Regions from separate parts of the Homo sapiens genome. Here region 2 is linked to region 1. Evidence: read pairs that join two places in POLR2A ChIA-PET (ENCODE). Cell type or tissue: OCI-LY7. All regions are shown on one strand. Each heading gives the region's core, and the rest is flanking DNA. Links, peaks and the distances in the headings are about the cores only. Region 1 has its middle 59 kb from the start of PTPRJ. Region 2 overlaps PTPRJ (protein tyrosine phosphatase receptor type J).

Evidence for each region. Peaks named below come from ENCODE experiments on the same cell type or tissue, not always from the same donor. Only the 100,000 strongest peaks of a DNase experiment are listed, where the experiment ranks them.
Region 2: POLR2A ChIA-PET joins it to region 1 with 22 read pairs; 4 of 35 experiments call an interaction of 5 or more read pairs at or near these places.

What each region holds. Positions count from the first base shown.
Region 1 is chr11:47,916,915-47,925,250 of GRCh38, forward strand. No RefSeq gene overlaps it. Among named protein-coding and RNA genes, the nearest start is that of PTPRJ, 59 kb to the right of the region's middle. In OCI-LY7, for the core only: no CTCF peak of the experiment used is centred there; DNase peaks (open chromatin) are centred at 1,357 and 3,697; H3K4me3 peaks cover 732 bases.
Region 2 is chr11:48,129,953-48,138,288 of GRCh38, forward strand. PTPRJ (protein tyrosine phosphatase receptor type J) reads left to right here. Exons shown (of 25, transcript NM_002843.4): 8 at 507-764; 9 at 6,087-6,344; 10 at 7,051-7,329. Among named protein-coding and RNA genes, the nearest start is that of MIR3161, 37 kb to the left of the region's middle. In OCI-LY7, for the core only: no CTCF peak of the experiment used is centred there; no DNase peak of the experiment used is centred there.

The DNA of each region.
Region 1 (8,336 bases), core at 66-8,065:
ATCTGTCTACCAACTTAGAGGTTAAAAAAAAAAAAAAGGAGTTATGGCTCACACTGTAATCCCAGCACTTTGGGAGGCCGAGGCGGGCGGATCACCTGAGGTCAGGAGTTCGAGATCAGCCTGGCCAACATGGTGAAACCACATCTCTACTAAAAATACAAAAATTAGCCGGGTGTGGTGGTGTGCGCCTGTAATCCCAGCTACCCAGGAGGCTGAGGTAGGAGAATCGCTTGAACCCGGGAGGCAGAGGTTGCAGTGAGCCGAGATCATGCCACTGCACTCCAGCCTGGGCAACAAAGCGAGACTCTGTCTCAAAAAAAAAGACCCTGGGCCATTTGCTATCATAACATAAAAGCAGTCAGGGGCCATTGTTGGCTGAGTACTGACCTGGGTCACCTACTCTCTGCATGGCTTTAAGGACTCACCTCCCCAGTTTGGGCCTTGGTTTCCTTGTCTGAGATATGGAGGAGATGGGTGAATCTTTGCTACTTCTCTTTGCAATCTGTACTTTATGAGTTTAGGAATCTTGAGAAGTTTGTGAGCCTTCCAAGACTTCCCCCTCCTCCCCTGTTAGCAGGATATTGGAGTTATATTGTCGAGGGGTTTACGTCACTCGATTCACATTTTCCTTTTTTTTGGGACAGAGTCTTTCTCTGTCACCCAGGATGCAGTGCAATGGCACGATCTTGGCTCACTGCAACCTTCGCCTCCTGGACTCAAGTGATTCCCATGCTTCAGCCTCCTAAGCAGCTAGGACTACAGGTGCAGGCCATCATGGCCAGCTAATTTTTTCTATTTTTAGTACAGGTGGAGTTTCACCATGTTGGGACAGGCTGGTCTTGAACTCCCGGCCTCAAGTGATCCGCTAGCCTTGGCCTCCCAAAGTGCTGGGATTACAGGCATGAGTCACTGCGCCTGGCTCAGATTCACATTTTCTTCCTTGTTTATTCACATTTGTGAACAGCTGGCCAAAATCAGGCGGTGGCTTGGAGTTGCAGAGGGGGCAGGATTGGACCCAGGACCTTGTCTGTAAAGCACTTCAGCCAGCCTCCAGTCCTTGAGTGGTGCTTTGCAATCTTGTGAAGCATTACATGTGAAAAGCCTATCCAGCCTGCTACCCGCCCCAGACCCTTTACTGGCCAGAGGAATGTGATGCTCCGATTGGCCAACCCTGAGTCACATGCCCACTCTTGGAGCGGAAAGTGAAGTGAACTCCAGGAAATGAATTTCTTTGAGGAGCAGAGCCTGAAAAGGGTGTGTAGCTGGTGCCCTGATAATAAGCCGGGGATGAAGACACCAGAACGAAGGGTAAATGGATGCCAGGTGGCAAAACCACACATGCCCACCCTTCTGGTTGCTAAGCAACATTTTGTTTTTCTGCTCTGGTTCCTCTTCTGTTCTGCAAAGCTCGCCTAGCACAAGGGCTGACCATTCTGGAGTTGGAAGAGGGCCAAACCCAGGGGCCTTGAGTGAAGTGTAAAGAGATCTGGGCTGGAGATTTGGGTTTTAGTCCTGATATTGCCACGTACTTTCTTCCCTCCCTGAGTCTCAGTTTTTTCTTCAGCTGTAAGACGAGGAGACTGAATAGAATCTCTGTGGGGTCCTTGCAATTTACTAGGCTGGGTTCTGGGCAATGTCACAGGCAGTGGGGGCCTCCTGTGCCTCTCATATTATATCTTAGAAGTGAAGGCAGCTTTCTCTGAACATGGGCAATCCCTGCCATGGAACGTGGCTTGCTAGAAAGTGCCTCAATCTTGGCATTAGATGATTTGTTTTGGTTTCTGATCTTAATTTTGTGTTTTTTTTTTTTTGTTTGTTTGTTTTTGAGACTGAGTCTCGCTCATCACCCAGGCTGGAGTGTGGTGGCACGATCTCGGCTCACTGCAACCTCCGCCTCCCGGGCTCAAGCAATTCTCCTGCCTCAGCCTCCTGAGTAGCTGAGACTACAGGCGCATACCACCATGCCCAGCTAAGTTTTGTTTTTAGTAGAGACGGGGTTTCACCATGTCGGCTACGCTGGTCTTGAACTCCTGACCTCAGATGATCCACCCACCTTGGCCTCCCAAAGTTATGGGATTACAGGTGTAAGCCACTGCACCCAGCCCCTGTCCTTAATTTCTGACTCCTCCTAATACCTGTGCAACCCAGGCAAATTACTTAACCTCTCTGAACCTTCTCATATAAAGTAGAGTTAAGGATAATCCCTCAAAAATTGTTGAGAGAATCAAATGAAACAATGGATGTGAAAGTGCTTTGTAAGCCCCAAAGTGCTGTGCAAATGGAGGGCCCATCCACCCAGGGTCCCTGTCTCCCAGGCCATTGTGGTTCTGGGACTTGGTGCTCCTGAGAAAAGGCTAGTGCCCACATTCAATGAGCATGAGTCATTCCACAGTGCATGTCTTTTAGTTGTATTTATTCTAAACCTTGTGTTTCTGCGTGTAAGTGCCACATCAGGGGGTGACCTGAAGCAACTGTGAGGATGGGTGAAAAACAAAGGTCACTGATTATTCCAAATTTTGCACAATCTATCCTGGAGTCTTGGTCTGGGGGCCCAGGACCCAGCAGCTGGCAGTGAGGGAGCAGGAAGCCAGGCCCTGCCCTTCTTTTCTGAGCATTCTGTCCCTCCGAGCAAGCCTTTGGACAGAAGCCTCCCTCTGACCTGTCTAGTGGGGCTGGGATAGCTGCATCCACTCTGATACCTCACAGTCATCTCAAATTAACATGTATGTTTTAGGAAGCTGGGGAGGGAGGATCACTTGAAGCTAGACGTTCAAGACCAGCCTGGGCAACAAAGTGAGACCCTGACTCCACTAAAAATTTAAAAATTAGCTAGGTGTGGTTGTGTGCACCTGTAGTCCAAGCTACTCAAGCAGCTGAGGTGGGAGGATTGCTTGAGCCCAGGAGTTTGAGACTGCAGTGAGCTATGATCACACCACTGTACTCCAGCCTAGGTGATAGAGTAAGATCCTATCTCTAAGAAAAAAAAATTAACACCTTCAAAATAGATCTCTTGATCTTGGTCCTCACCTCCAAGATCAGTTTTCACCCAGTTTTGTAAATGTCACCTACAGCCGTTCAGTCTCTCATGCCAGATACCTGTGACCCTGAACATCTCTCTCTTTTATCCTGCCACAATCCATCATTAAATCCTAACTATTGGCCAGGCGCGGTGGCTCACACCTGTAATCCCAGCACTTTGGGAGGCTGAGGCGGGCAGATCACAAGGTCAGGAGATCGAGACCATCCTGGCTAACACGGTGAAACCCTGTCTCTATAAAAATACAAAAAATTAGCTGGGCCTGGTGGCGGGTGCCTGTAGTCCCAGCTACTCCGGAGGCTGAGGCAGGAGAATGGCATGAACCAGGGAGGCGGAGGTTGCAGTGAGCCGAGATCGCGCCACTGCACTCCAGCTGGGGGATAGAGCGAGACTCCATCTCAAAAACAAAAAACAAACAAACAAAAAACCTAACTCTTCCCCCTCTAAAGCATACTTCAATTCCACTCATTTTTTCCCATTCCCATTACTACTACCCCTGTCTGAGACACTGCCATTTCTTACCTAACTAGTAACTTGTAGCTAGTTTTTCCATTTGGGGTCCTGTTCCATTCCTCCAAGAGGAAATCTGCGGTTGAAGACACTAGTAAGAAGGGTAAATGGATGCCAGGTGGCAAAACCACACTTCCCCACCCTTCTGGTTGCTAAGCAACATTTTGCCTTTCAGTTCTAGCTAGTCTTCTGTTCCTCAAAGCTCTTCTAGTACAAGGGCTGACCTTTCTGTAGTTGGAAGAGGGCCGAACCTAGGAGACATTGAGTGAAGTAGAAAGAGAGCTAGGATGGAGATTTGGGTTTTATTCTTGGTTTCCCAAATGTAAATCTGATGGCATTACAGTCCCTCTTACAAGTCTTCGAAGACTGATACATTTGGAATGACACCCAAGGTCCCCAGTGTGGCCTGCAGAACCCTGTATGGTCTGGCCCTGCCCACCTCTTCAGACCCCGCCTCCTCTTACTGCATACTCCCCATTTTTCATTTTTCCTGACACTCCAGCCACTGGCCTTTTTTTTTTTGAGATGGAGTCTCGCTCTGTCGCCCAGTCTGGAGTGCAGTGACGCGATCTCAGCTCACTGCAACCTCTGCCTCCTGGGTTCAAGCAATTCTTCTGCCTCAGCCTCCTGAGTAGCTGGGATTATAGGTGCATGCCACCATGCCAGGCTAATTTTTGTATTTTTAGCAGAGACAGGGTTTCATCATGTTGGCCAGGATGGTCTCGATGTCCTGACCTCGTGATCCATCTGCCTCGGCCTCCCAAAGTGCTGAGATTACAGGCATGAGCCACCACGCCCGGCCTGCCACTGGCCTTTGTCCATTTCATGAAGAGGCCACATTCCTGCACATGCCAACATCCCACAGTGCTTTCCGCTACTGGGTCTGCTCTTCCTCCTTTTTGCACATAGCTGCTTCTACTTATCTTTTAGATCTCAGCTGAAAAAGCTCAGGTTATCAGAGTCCTTCCCCAATCATACTAGCCAAGTAGTTCTCCTGCCCTTCCCCACCTCTGTCCAGGTACTCTCTTTTGGCAGTCTTTGTTTTCTTCATAACCCTTACCACAATTCATATTTATCATTGTGTTCATTTAGTTGCTTATTGCCTAGCTCCACTAAGTGCTCAATAAATATCTCTCTTTTTTTTTTTCTTTTTGGCTGGGTGTGGTGGCTCACACCTGTAATCCCAGCACTTTGGGAGGCTGAGGCAGGGGGATCACTTGAGGCCAGGAGAAGTCAGGAGTTTGAGACCAGCCTGGGTGACATAGCAAGACCTCATCTCTACTAAAGATATAGATATAGATATATATAGATATATATCTATATCTGTATATATATACACATACACACACACACACACACACACATATATATATATTTTTTTAGAGACAGGGTCTCACTCTATCACCCAGGCTGGAGTGCAGTGTTATAATCACAGCTTGCTGTAGCCTCGACCTCCTAGGCTCAAGTGATCCTCCTACCTCTGCCTCCTGAGTAGCTGGGACCCCAGGTGTGCACTACCATGCCTGGCTAATTTTTTTTTTTTTTTACACAGAGCCTTGCTCTGTCACCCAGGCTGGAGTGCAGTGGCACGGCCTTGGCTTACTGCAACCTCCACCTCCCAGGCTCAAGCAATTCTTCTGCCTCAGCCTCCCAAGTAGCTGGCACCTGCCACTGCCACTGCACCTGGCTAATTTTTGTATTTTTATTAGAGACAGGGTTTCACCATGTTGGCCAGGCTGGTCTCAAACTCCTGACCTCAGGTGATCTGCCTGCCTCGGCCTCCCAAAGTGCTGGGATTACAGATGTGAGCCACTGCGCCCGGCCTTTTTTTTTTGTAGAGATGGAGTCTGTAAATATTTATTGAATGACAGAGCAAACAACAAAAATTAAAGACTCTGCTTCTGTGTCTTCTTTGGAAGATTTTCCTCAAAGATGCTACACTGTGAACCACTAATTCTGAGCACCCCATGGGACCAGGAATAAAGAGAGATGCTGGCACAAGAAATGGTAACTGGCCTACCTCCCTTCTCTAGCCCTAAGAGTACCCACCCAGTGCTGAAGGGGCTTGTGATGCCTTCTCTCCCTTCTCTCTGCAGTGGGATAAAGTGCCTGGCTGTATATCAAGTTAGTAGGCTGGCCTATCTCCCTCTGTTGCCCAGGCTGCAGTGTAGTAGCATGATCTCTGCTCGCTGCAGTCTTGACCTCTCAGGTTCAAGTGATCCTCCTGCCTCAGCATCCCCAAGTAGCTGGGACTACAGGCATGCACCACCATGCCAGGTTAGGTTTTTTTTTTAAATTTTTTGTAGACATGAGGTTTCACCATGTTGCCCAGGCTGGTCTCAAACTCCTGGGCTCAAGCGATTCGCCTGCCATGGCCTCCCAAACTGCTAGGATTATAGGCGTGAGCTACTGAGCCCAGACTCCCTGTCTGCTCTGTTGACCCTGACCGTGGCCTTCCCTCCCACACATCCACAGGTGCAAGTGCCTGGATCCTCAAGCCCTTCTGAAATGGCTTTCAGGCTGGGTGCAGTGGCTTGTGCCTGTAATCATAGCTACTTCAGGAGGCTGAGGTGGGAGGATCACTTGAGCCCAGGAGTTTGAGGCTGTAGTGAGCCGTGATCATGCCACTGCACTCCAGCCTGGGCAAGAGAGAGAGAGAGAGAGAGAGAGAGAGAAAGAGACCTTGTCTCTAATAATAAATAAATGAATAAATAAATAAATAAATACATAAAATGGCTTTTAGGAAAGGATCCCATACATTTTGGCACACTGGTGAATAAGAACAGGCTGTATATGCCGGGTGCGGTGGCTCACGCCTGTACTCCCAGCACTTTGCGAGGCTGAGGCAGGTGGATCACTTGAGGTCAGGGGTTTGAGAGCAGCCTGGCCAACATGGTGAAACCCCATCTCTACTAAAAACACAAAAATTAGCCAGGTGTGGTGGACACCTGTGGTCCTAGCTACTCAGTAGGCTGAGGTGGGAGAATCCCTTGAACCCAGGAGGCAGAGTTTGCAATGAGTCGAGATCGCACCACTGTACTCCAGCCTGGGTGATAGGTCAAGACTCTGTCTCAAAAAAAAAAAAAAAAAAAGAAAAGAAAAGAAAAACAATGGACTCAATATGTTTCATAACAAACTAAAATAATAAGCTAGGATACTTGAGGTGACAAAGGAGTTTTGTGACACTTCCTACAGGACTGACTATGTAACTTACAGGGCCTGGAACAAAATGAAAATATAGATCCCGTGTTGGAAAATTATTAAAAATTTCAAGACAGTGTCAGCAGAGCATTCAGCCACGTGCAAGGGCACCTCTAAACTGAGATTGCACACCCATGACACTGGCCCTGCTTGCTGCCTTTGGAGGCAGGCCAGGAGACTCATTTAGATTTTCTGGGCTGGCCCTGCTCTCTCTGTGGACACTGCAACTTCCCAGAGATCCTTTTCCTGCCAGTTCAAGAATGATACTTGTTCCACACACAACTCTCTGCAGCCAGGATAGACCAGGCATACAAGAGGCTGCTGCCACTTCTTTTTTTTTTTTTTTTATTTGAGATGGAGTCTCGGTCACCCGGACTGGAGTACAGTGGCATGATCTGGGCTCACTGCAGCCTCCATCTCCTGGGTTCAAGCTATTCTCCTGCCTCAGCCTCCTGAGTAGCTGGGATTACAAGTACCTGCCACTATGCCCGGCTAATTTTTGTACTTTTAGTAGACATGGGGATTCACCATGTTGGCCAGGCTGGTCTTGAACTCCTGACCTCAGGTGATTCACCCGCCTCGGCCTCCCAACGTGCTGGGATTACAGGCATGAGCCACCGTGCCTGGCCTGCTACCACTTCTTGACCAAAAATTTCCCTCAGACTCAATGGTTTATAGCTGTCAGCTGACTCAGAGCAGAGCCGTTTATTTTCTTTTATCTAGAAGCTTAGGGAAGCAGGAAAGTTGTTTTTGTAAGACTCCCTAGAAGGTAAACATGATGACATTTTTTTCATTCTGTTTACAGGACATATTGGCATGAAGGGAATTTCTGTTGCCACCACATGCTGCTGTTTACCTGTCCTTCACACACCTCCAGCCAGCCAGTGGGACAGCTGCTGCAGTAGCCCAGTCTTCCAGAACTTGACCTTTTTTTAGGGGAGGGGAGCGGCGTGGAGAGGGAGAGTGTGGGCAGGCCCAGGCGGGTGACTCTGAATAAGAGTGGGAGGGGACAGTAGCTTGTTTCCTGAAAGCCACCAAAGGAAACTCTGAACTTCATTCACCAAATTTTTCAATCAATATATATTTATTTAAAAAAATTGTGACTAGAGGCTGGGTGCAGTGACTCACACCTGTAATCCCAGCACTTTGGGAGGCCGAGGCAGGTGGATCACGAGGTCAGGAGATCAAGACCATCCTGGCCAACATGGGGAAACCGCATTTCTACTAAAAAGACAAAAATTAGCTGGGTGTGGTGGCGTGCACCTGTAGTCCCAGCTACTCAAGAGGCTGAGGCAGGAGAAACGCTTGAACCCAGGAGACGGAGGTTGCAGTGAGCTGAAATCATGCCACTGCACTCCAGCCTGGGGCACAGAGTGAGACTCCGTCTCAAAAAAAAAATTGTGTATTTTTTAATCGATTTTATTTTTGAATAGGTACTGTATTGTTGTGGTTTAAAACTCAAAAGTTACAAAAAGGCTTATTGTGGAAAATCTATTTATTTATTTGAATTGACACATAATAATTGTACATATTTGTGGGGTACATAGTGATGTTTCGATATATACAGTGTAGGCCAGGAGCAGTGGCT
Region 2 (8,336 bases), core at 53-8,052, 210 kb after region 1:
ACATCTAGCTCCATGGGAGCTGGGAAATGTGGTCTTTGTTTCCAACAGGTATGCACACACAGGGCTAAAAATCTGGGTGGGTATGATGAAGGGAAAATGGGGGAATGGATTTTGGGGGTCAAGACTGGTCTCTCTCTGCTGTCCCTCCCTGAACAGAGGCTCTGGGAGGCTAGTAATGCATTCGAGATAAAGCAGCCAGTGTGGCCAAGGTTCTCCTCCAGAGCCTGAGCCCTTGACCACAGGAGCTCACGCCTCCTCTCATTTCCTGTGAATGATTGTGTGCAATGTAAGCACAGAGCTTCTGCACTCTCATGATCAAGTGCTCTCTCCATGGCCAGAAACAGCAGTTTCTGAGGGGCTCATGTTGTAGGTGATGATACAAAGAAGACAGAGAGAGGGATCAGGTGTCCTAAGTGTACATTTCATCTCAGTATTTTCTGAGGTGGGGCATCCCTGTCTCCTGGAGAAGTATATTTTTAATCTAGTTGTTTACTTTCTTTGCATAGCCCCTGTTCCAGTTTCTGACTTCCGAGTGACAGTGGTCAGCACGACGGAGATCGGCTTAGCATGGAGCAGCCATGATGCAGAATCATTTCAGATGCATATCACACAGGAGGGAGCTGGCAATTCTCGGGTAGAAATAACCACCAACCAAAGTATTATCATTGGTGGCTTGTTCCCTGGAACCAAGTATTGCTTTGAAATAGTTCCAAAAGGACCAAATGGGACTGAAGGGGCATCTCGGACAGTTTGCAATAGAACTGGTAAGCAAATAGGCTTTTCTGTTAAACCATCATGTTTCTTAAAGGAAATCAGTATAATTAATAAACATAATGTTTCCAAATATTGTTTTTCTTTTAATTATCTAAGAAAAAACTTTAAAAATTTTCATAACACTAATGCTTATTTATTATATGAAATACAGACAAGTAAGTAGAAAAAACTTACATGGAAACCATCAAGCAGAGATAATCACTTTTGATGTATGACATTTTACAATTTTTAAACATATACATATAGATACACAAATATATGTGTGAGTATACATATATTTAATACATATATATTTAATATTTAATACACACACACACACACACACATATATATATATATATATATTTTTTTTTTTTTTTTTTTTTTTTTTTGAGACAGTCTTACCCTGTCACCCAGGCTGGAGTGCAGTGGCATGATCTTGGCTCACTGCAACCTCCATCTCCTGGGTTCAAGTGAAGCGATTCTTGTGCCTCAGCCTCCTGAGTAATTGGAATTACAGGTGTGCACCACCATGCCTGGCTAATTTTTATAGTTTTAGTAGAGACAGGGTTTCGCCATATTGGCCAGGCTGGTCTTGATCTCCTGATCTCAAATGATCTGCCCACCTCAGCCTCCCAAAGTGCTTGGATTACAGGTGTGCGCCACTGCACCCAGCCCACAAATATATATTTATTTCTTTCACAAACATTGAGGCCATCTGTACATGTGGTTTTGTAATCTGCCTTTTCCCCAACTTGCCAATTAATTATGAATATTCTTTCCTCTTAATAAAATATTTCTACAGGATGATTTGAACACCTGCCTGGAATTCCATCATCTGAAACAGAGTTGGCAGATAAGAATGGCCCCTATGCCAAATTTGGCTCATTGTCTGTTTTTGTAAATAAAGTTTTATTGGATCACAGCCATGTTCATTTGCTTATGTACTGTCTATGGCTACTTTGGTGCTAGAATTGAGTAGTGGCAGCAGAGAACGTGTGGCTTGTGAAGCCTGAGATATTTATTTTCTGGCCATTACAGAGAATGTTTGCTGACCTCTGGGCTAGATCAGTGGTTTTCAAATTGTGGTCCAGGGCTCTCTAGGGATCCCTAGGTTCTTTCAAGGGGTCTCCAAGGTAGTATTATCATAACAATACTAAAATGTTATTTGGCTTTTTCATTCTCATTCTCTTTTGGAGTTTTCCAACTTTGATCCGATATGGGATGACATTGTCTCTCAGGTCTAATGGAATATATGCTGTGGATTCTTACATTTTAAAAATTTCTTCATTTTAAATCCCTGATATAGTAAATATTAATAAATATAACCTATGTAAATACAAATTCTCTGAGAGCCTTAATAACTTTTAAGATGGTAAAGAAGTCCTGAGAGCAAAAAGTTTAAGAACCTCTGGTCAAGATGTGTTAGAAATTAACTACTGTGCTGTGTTGGGCAGGTGGACTGTTCACAGTCTTTCCTAAACAACACTGTGATGAGATACTTTGTTAGTTCTAGAAGGCTAATTGAAATTGATAAAATCATTTTATAGTCAGCTACGGTGGCCTGCACCCATCGTCCCAGCTACTTGAGAGGCTGCGGCAGGAGGATTGCTTGGCCCAACAGTTGCAGACTAGCACCAGCCTGGGAGACCCTGTCTCAAAAAAAAATTTTTTTTTATAGAAACAGTTTAAATTATTAAATTATTTCTAGGCCTACAGGAGAAACTTCTGGGAAATCCTAGAGAGTAATGTTCATTATTGTTGTTTTAAAATTTTGAAATAATTGTTTTTTGGAAAGGTTGAAAAACATACAGTCTTCCTTGATCTAAGATTCAAGATAGTTGAAATCTTTTATACAGAGGGTAGAATAAAGATATACCTAATGTAAATGATGAGTTAATGGGTGCAGCACACCAACATGGCACATGTATACATATGTAACAAACCTGCACGTTGTGCACATGTACCCTAGAACTTAAAGTATAATAAAAACATATATATATATATAAAAGAAATGGGACAGATTCCTTGAAACACACATGAAATGAGTTACGCTTTTGAGATTCTCCTTGAAGAAGCTTCTTCAACTGTGCTGGTTGGGTTAAGCACCGATAGTCACTCAGAGGATCTGCTTCTGAAATAAGGGATCTACTAAAATGCATCCCTCAGATGAAATGCAGTATTCCCTTTGCAAATCTGCATTTCAGACTGTTGACATGACGTCTTAACGTCAACATGTTTCTTCTGTCTTTTAAGGATGTGGATAATGGTAAGAGGATCACCACTGAGGGAGATGCATGATGTTGTGCTACTTGCTATTGCCCAGAACTTACTGTAACAATAATATAATATGCTGGGGGTCTGCGAAGTGCTGAGTGCTCTCATACTGCATTTTACATTTTTAACACAACTTCATGGAGCAGGTATTATTATCATTTCTGTCTTACAGAGTAAGAAATGGGGGCTCTGCAAACTTAAGTAACTGGCCCAGAGTGACAAGGTGGCAAACTGACCTGTGTCTGCTGTCTAAGACCAAGTGCTTAACCACCATGTAGATTGACACTTTGATGTGGTACAGCAGTAAAGTTTAGTATTAGTGAGGAGAGGGCATCTCTTTTACTATAGTTTATTGTGAATATTCTTTCCTCTTAATATCAGTATTTCTACAGGGTAATTTTAACACCTGCCTGGAATTGCATTGTCTCAAAGGACCCGTTTCATTCAATGGTCCCATTGAATGAAAGTCAAGAAGGCTTGCTATAAGATCTAAACTCTTAGGGGGGTTACCTTTCTATTATCAAATAACCTTTATTGTTATTGGAAAAAGTCAGCTTAACAGCATTAAAAGCAATTTCAAAAAAAGGAAACGAATACCATATGATCCAGTAATTCCAGTCCTATGTATATCTCCAAAAGAATTGAAAACAGGCCCCTGGACAGTTATTTGTACATCAGTGTTCATAGTAGTAGCATTGTTCACAGTAGCCAAAGGTGGACCCAAGATCCCATCAACAAATGAATGGATAGATAAAATGTGGTTCATCCATACAACAAAATACTATTCAGCCATAAGAAAGAAAGAAATTCTGATTTATGGTACAACATGGATGGATCTTGAGGACATTATGCTAAGTGAAGCCAGACACAGAAGGACAAATACTGGATGATTCCACTTACATGAGTACCTAGATTAGGCAACTTAATATTCTACAGAAATTAGAATAGAGGTTACCAGGGGCTGTTCAGAGGAGGGAGTGGGCATTATTGTTTAATGGCTACAGTTTATGCTGGGGATAATGACAGTGTTTTGGGTACAGGTAGTGGTGATAGTTACACAACATTGTGAATATTGATGATACCGAATTGTACACTGACAAATGGTTAAGATGATAAATATTATGGTATGTATGTTTTACCACAATAAAAATGAAAAGGAACAAATATCTCTATTTTTCTAACCCAACTGAATTCCTTTTCTCTCTGTGTCCACAGTCATACATTTTGCTTGTATACTGTAATTATTATACAAATACTTTTATTTTGTATTTGAATTTCTTTTTACTCAGTCTATACCACAACTTTCCCCTATAGTTAGCATGGCCTTCATATTTTTAGTGGCTAAAGAGTATTTCATCATGCAGCCAGATCACAGTGCCCACAGCCCTCCCCATGTTATTGAATATTTAGGTTGTTTCTAGGTTTTTATGTTTATAGACAAAGGCTGCCTTTCATGGGCTTTTGTCTGTGGAATCCCTTTGACATCAGGAATCTGCTGGTAGGAAACAAAGGCTCCTCCCAGTGGCTTCTCTGTAAGGAGAATCCACTTAAAATTAAAAAAAAAATTAATTTTGGAGTAGATAGTACGTAAACATGGCACAATTTTTTTTGTTTTTTGGACAAGGTGTTTGCAGTGAAAGCATTTCCCTTTTTTGTCCCCTACCTGCCCATTTCCTCTCCCTGGAGGTGACGTTTGTTGCCAGGTAAAGAGAGACAGGGTTGAAAGCCGCGGTAGAAAATAGGCCCAGCCTCCGCGGTTACTTCCGGGCCTCTATGTAGGCATCCCTGGTGCAGGTGGCTGAGTGGGCAGCGGGAGATGATCGGAGGATGGGCTCCTGTGGGAGATTCCATTTCTGACTCTGCTCTGAAGGTGCAGGGTGTGCCTGTTTTCTTCCCTTCCTCATCCGTCCTCAAATGCTGCAACTTAGTAAAGGTCAGCTCTCCATTTCAGTTTTCCTCTTTGGTATGTAAGGCTGTGTCACGGGAAGATGTTTCCTTCTGAGTGACTGATTTAAAAAACACAACAAAACAAAAAAACCTCTTTATTGAGATATAATATACATACCGAAAAGGGATGTATCCTCAGCACATAGCTTCATGAACTTTTACAAACTGAACACATCTTGTTACCAGCACCCATATAAAAAAACTGAATGTGATTTCCACTTCAGATGACCCCTTGAAGGGCTTTTTTTTTTTTTTTTTTTTTGAGATGGAGTTTCGCTCTTGTTGCCCAGGCTGGAGTGCGATGGCGCGATCTTGGCTCACTGCAACCTCTGCCTTCCGGGTTCAAGTGATTCTCCTGCCTCAGCCTCCCAAGTAGCTGGGACTACAGGCATGCACCACCACGCCCGGCTAATTTTGTACTTTTTTTGATAGAGACGGGGTTTCTCCATGCTGGTCAGGCTGGTCTCAAACTCCCGACTTCAGGTGATCCGCCTGCCTTGGCTGCCCAAAGTGCTGGGATTACAGGCGTGATCCACCGCGCCTGGCCTTTTTTTTTTTTTTTTTTTTTTTGAGACAGAGCCTCATTCTGTCGCCCAGGCTGGAGTGCAGTGGTGTGATATCGGCTCACTGCAACCTCTGCCTTCTGGGTTCAAGCGACTCTTGTGCCCCAGCCTCCCGAGTAGCTGGGATTACAGGCGTGTACCACCACACCCAACTAATTTTTGTATTTTTAGTAGAGATGGGTTTTCACCATGTTGGCCAGGCTAGTCTCGAACCTCTGACCTCAAGTGATCCATCTCGGCTTCCCAAAATGTTGGGATTACAGGCATGAGCCATTGCACCCAGCCTAAGGGCTCATTTTTAAGACAACAACAAAAAACTGGAGAACTGGTAAGATAAACTGGGAAGTTCATGTGCGTCACAGAAGAGCTGAAATTCTTGAGAGCACTGAGTGTGTGCATTTCTCAGCTCGATTTTGGAGTGTGCCTTTTGTGAACTCATTAGAAAGCGTAATGGCAAAAGAGCAGGTCCTCTCGACAGCACTTGGAGAGGAAGCTGGGCGTCATGATAGTAACAGTTTTCCCTTCTCCTTCCTTTCTTCTGAGCAGTTCCCAGTGCAGTGTTTGACATCCACGTGGTCTACGTCACCACCACGGAGATGTGGCTGGACTGGAAGAGCCCTGACGGTGCTTCCGAGTATGTCTACCATTTAGTCATAGAGTCCAAGCATGGCTCTAACCACACAAGCACGTATGACAAAGCGATTACTCTCCAGGGCCTGATTCCGGGCACCTTATATAACATCACCATCTCTCCAGAAGTGGACCACGTCTGGGGGGACCCCAACTCCACTGCACAGTACACACGTAAGTCTCTTAGGATGCCCTTCTAAGGAACAGCCTCTCTAACTGTCTCTTGGAGGAGGCACTGGTTAAATGATGGCCAGTGTGCTTCTGGGATCCAGGTTGACTCTGAAACTGCTGAAGTTGAAAACATTGGTCTCAGCAATGGTTCTGCTGTCACCATGGGGCACTGTTCTTCAAGCTATGTGAACTTAGAATTGTCATTAGAAGGAAGAAATGATTCCTTGGGAATGGTGACTGAAATGGTTCTAGTCATTCCTTGAGAATACAGAGTAGAGAAGGGTCACCTTGTCATGTTGGTATTGGAAGATACTGCCCAGATGAGGAGCTTCGCCTGCAACAGTTAGGGAGGTGTTTTGCGAATATTTGAATTAAATACATGGTAAAGATGTTAGTTTGTAATATGTTTTTAGTATATTTTTCTCCATCTATTAGATTTAAAAAACAGATTAGAAATTAAATGTTAAAAATATATTTGAAATAAACTTGAAGTATTAAAAGAAGCCTAAATTAAACTTCTTTTGAGACTTAATCTGTATAATTATTTTCTTGATGTGTTTTTGGGAAGTTTTCCATCTTTTGAGCCAGCAAATACTAGTTTTATTCATTCTTTCTAAAACGAGCCAGGCTATTTTTGGATATAGTAAATAGTCCTGGAATTCTACTTAATCTGTGCTTTTACATGAATTGCCTTTTTTTTAAAATCAAGGGCCCAGCAATGTGTCCAACATTGATGTAAGTACCAACACCACAGCAGCAACTTTAAGTTGGCAGAACTTTGATGACGCCTCTCCCACGTACTCCTACTGCCTTCTTATTGAGAAGGCTGGAAATTCCAGCAACGCAACACAAGTAGTCACGGACATTGGAATTACTGACGCTACAGTCACTGAATTAATACCTGGCTCATCATACACAGTGGAGATCTTTGCACAAGTAGGGGATGGGATCAAGTCACTGGAACCTGGCCGGAAGTCATTCTGTACAGGTGAGTGTAGCCCCAACTGCCTCTTGGACTCCTCCCTGAGTGGTGCTGACCTTGCAGGTCAGTCCTCCCAAGTCTGTAGTTTGTCTGGTTTTGTGTGATGTGCAGTGATGGACATTGAGCTTTCCGAGGCATCCTGTTAGCTTATCGGTGCTGTCTCGATGCCCTCATCATTTCTGCATTCAATAAATATTTATTGAGCATATACCATATGCCAGTCAAGTCCTTGCCTTCTTGGAACTTTTCGAAGGAGGAAGTGGGATGTTTACCTAGAGTGCTCAGGAAAGGCCTCAATGACAAGGTGACTTTTGAGCAAAGATCTGAATGAAGGGAAGGAGCCAGCCATGTGGATATCAGGGCATGAGAACATTACAGGCAGAGGCCTGTGCAGAGGGGCCTGTGCAGCATCACCACTGTATCTGGAGGCTGGAGGAAGAGCAGGAGGCAAGGGTGGGAGGAGTGGACCCGCAGGAACAGGAGGATATAGGTGGGAGGTGAGGCCTGAGTGGGGCTGAGCCAGGATGTGGATGATATCTGGCATTGGTTTGTCTTTTGTGCTGGAGAAGATGAAAAGTTTATTGAAATGATGCCCAGCCTTTGCATCCTTCTTGATCCTCACCTATCTCACAACTGAAAATGTGTGATAAAGAGAAGAGCCCTCTGTGTAATTGAGGATGCTTTCAGGGCAGCCCAGGAAAGGCTTTGCAGACAGTGGTGGGCACTTCTGCTCACAGTGCTGACTGTGGCACCTTTATCACTCAGCACCCGTGCACTACTCATTTTCTGCCCTTCTCGCTCCTACCTCTTCCCTTTTTAGCCCAGGCCATTCAGATATGTTCAGGCTGATTTGGAAGTGATGGTCTCATGGGATCAGCCTCCCTGGTAGTATAGGAGCTCCAGCCTTGATGGCCTCTGGCTTTTCAGTGGTGAGTGGGGTGGCCACAGAAATCCCTGCAGCTTTGGGTCACTTCTGCTCCATCCCACCTGGTCTAGACACCCATCTTTGATAT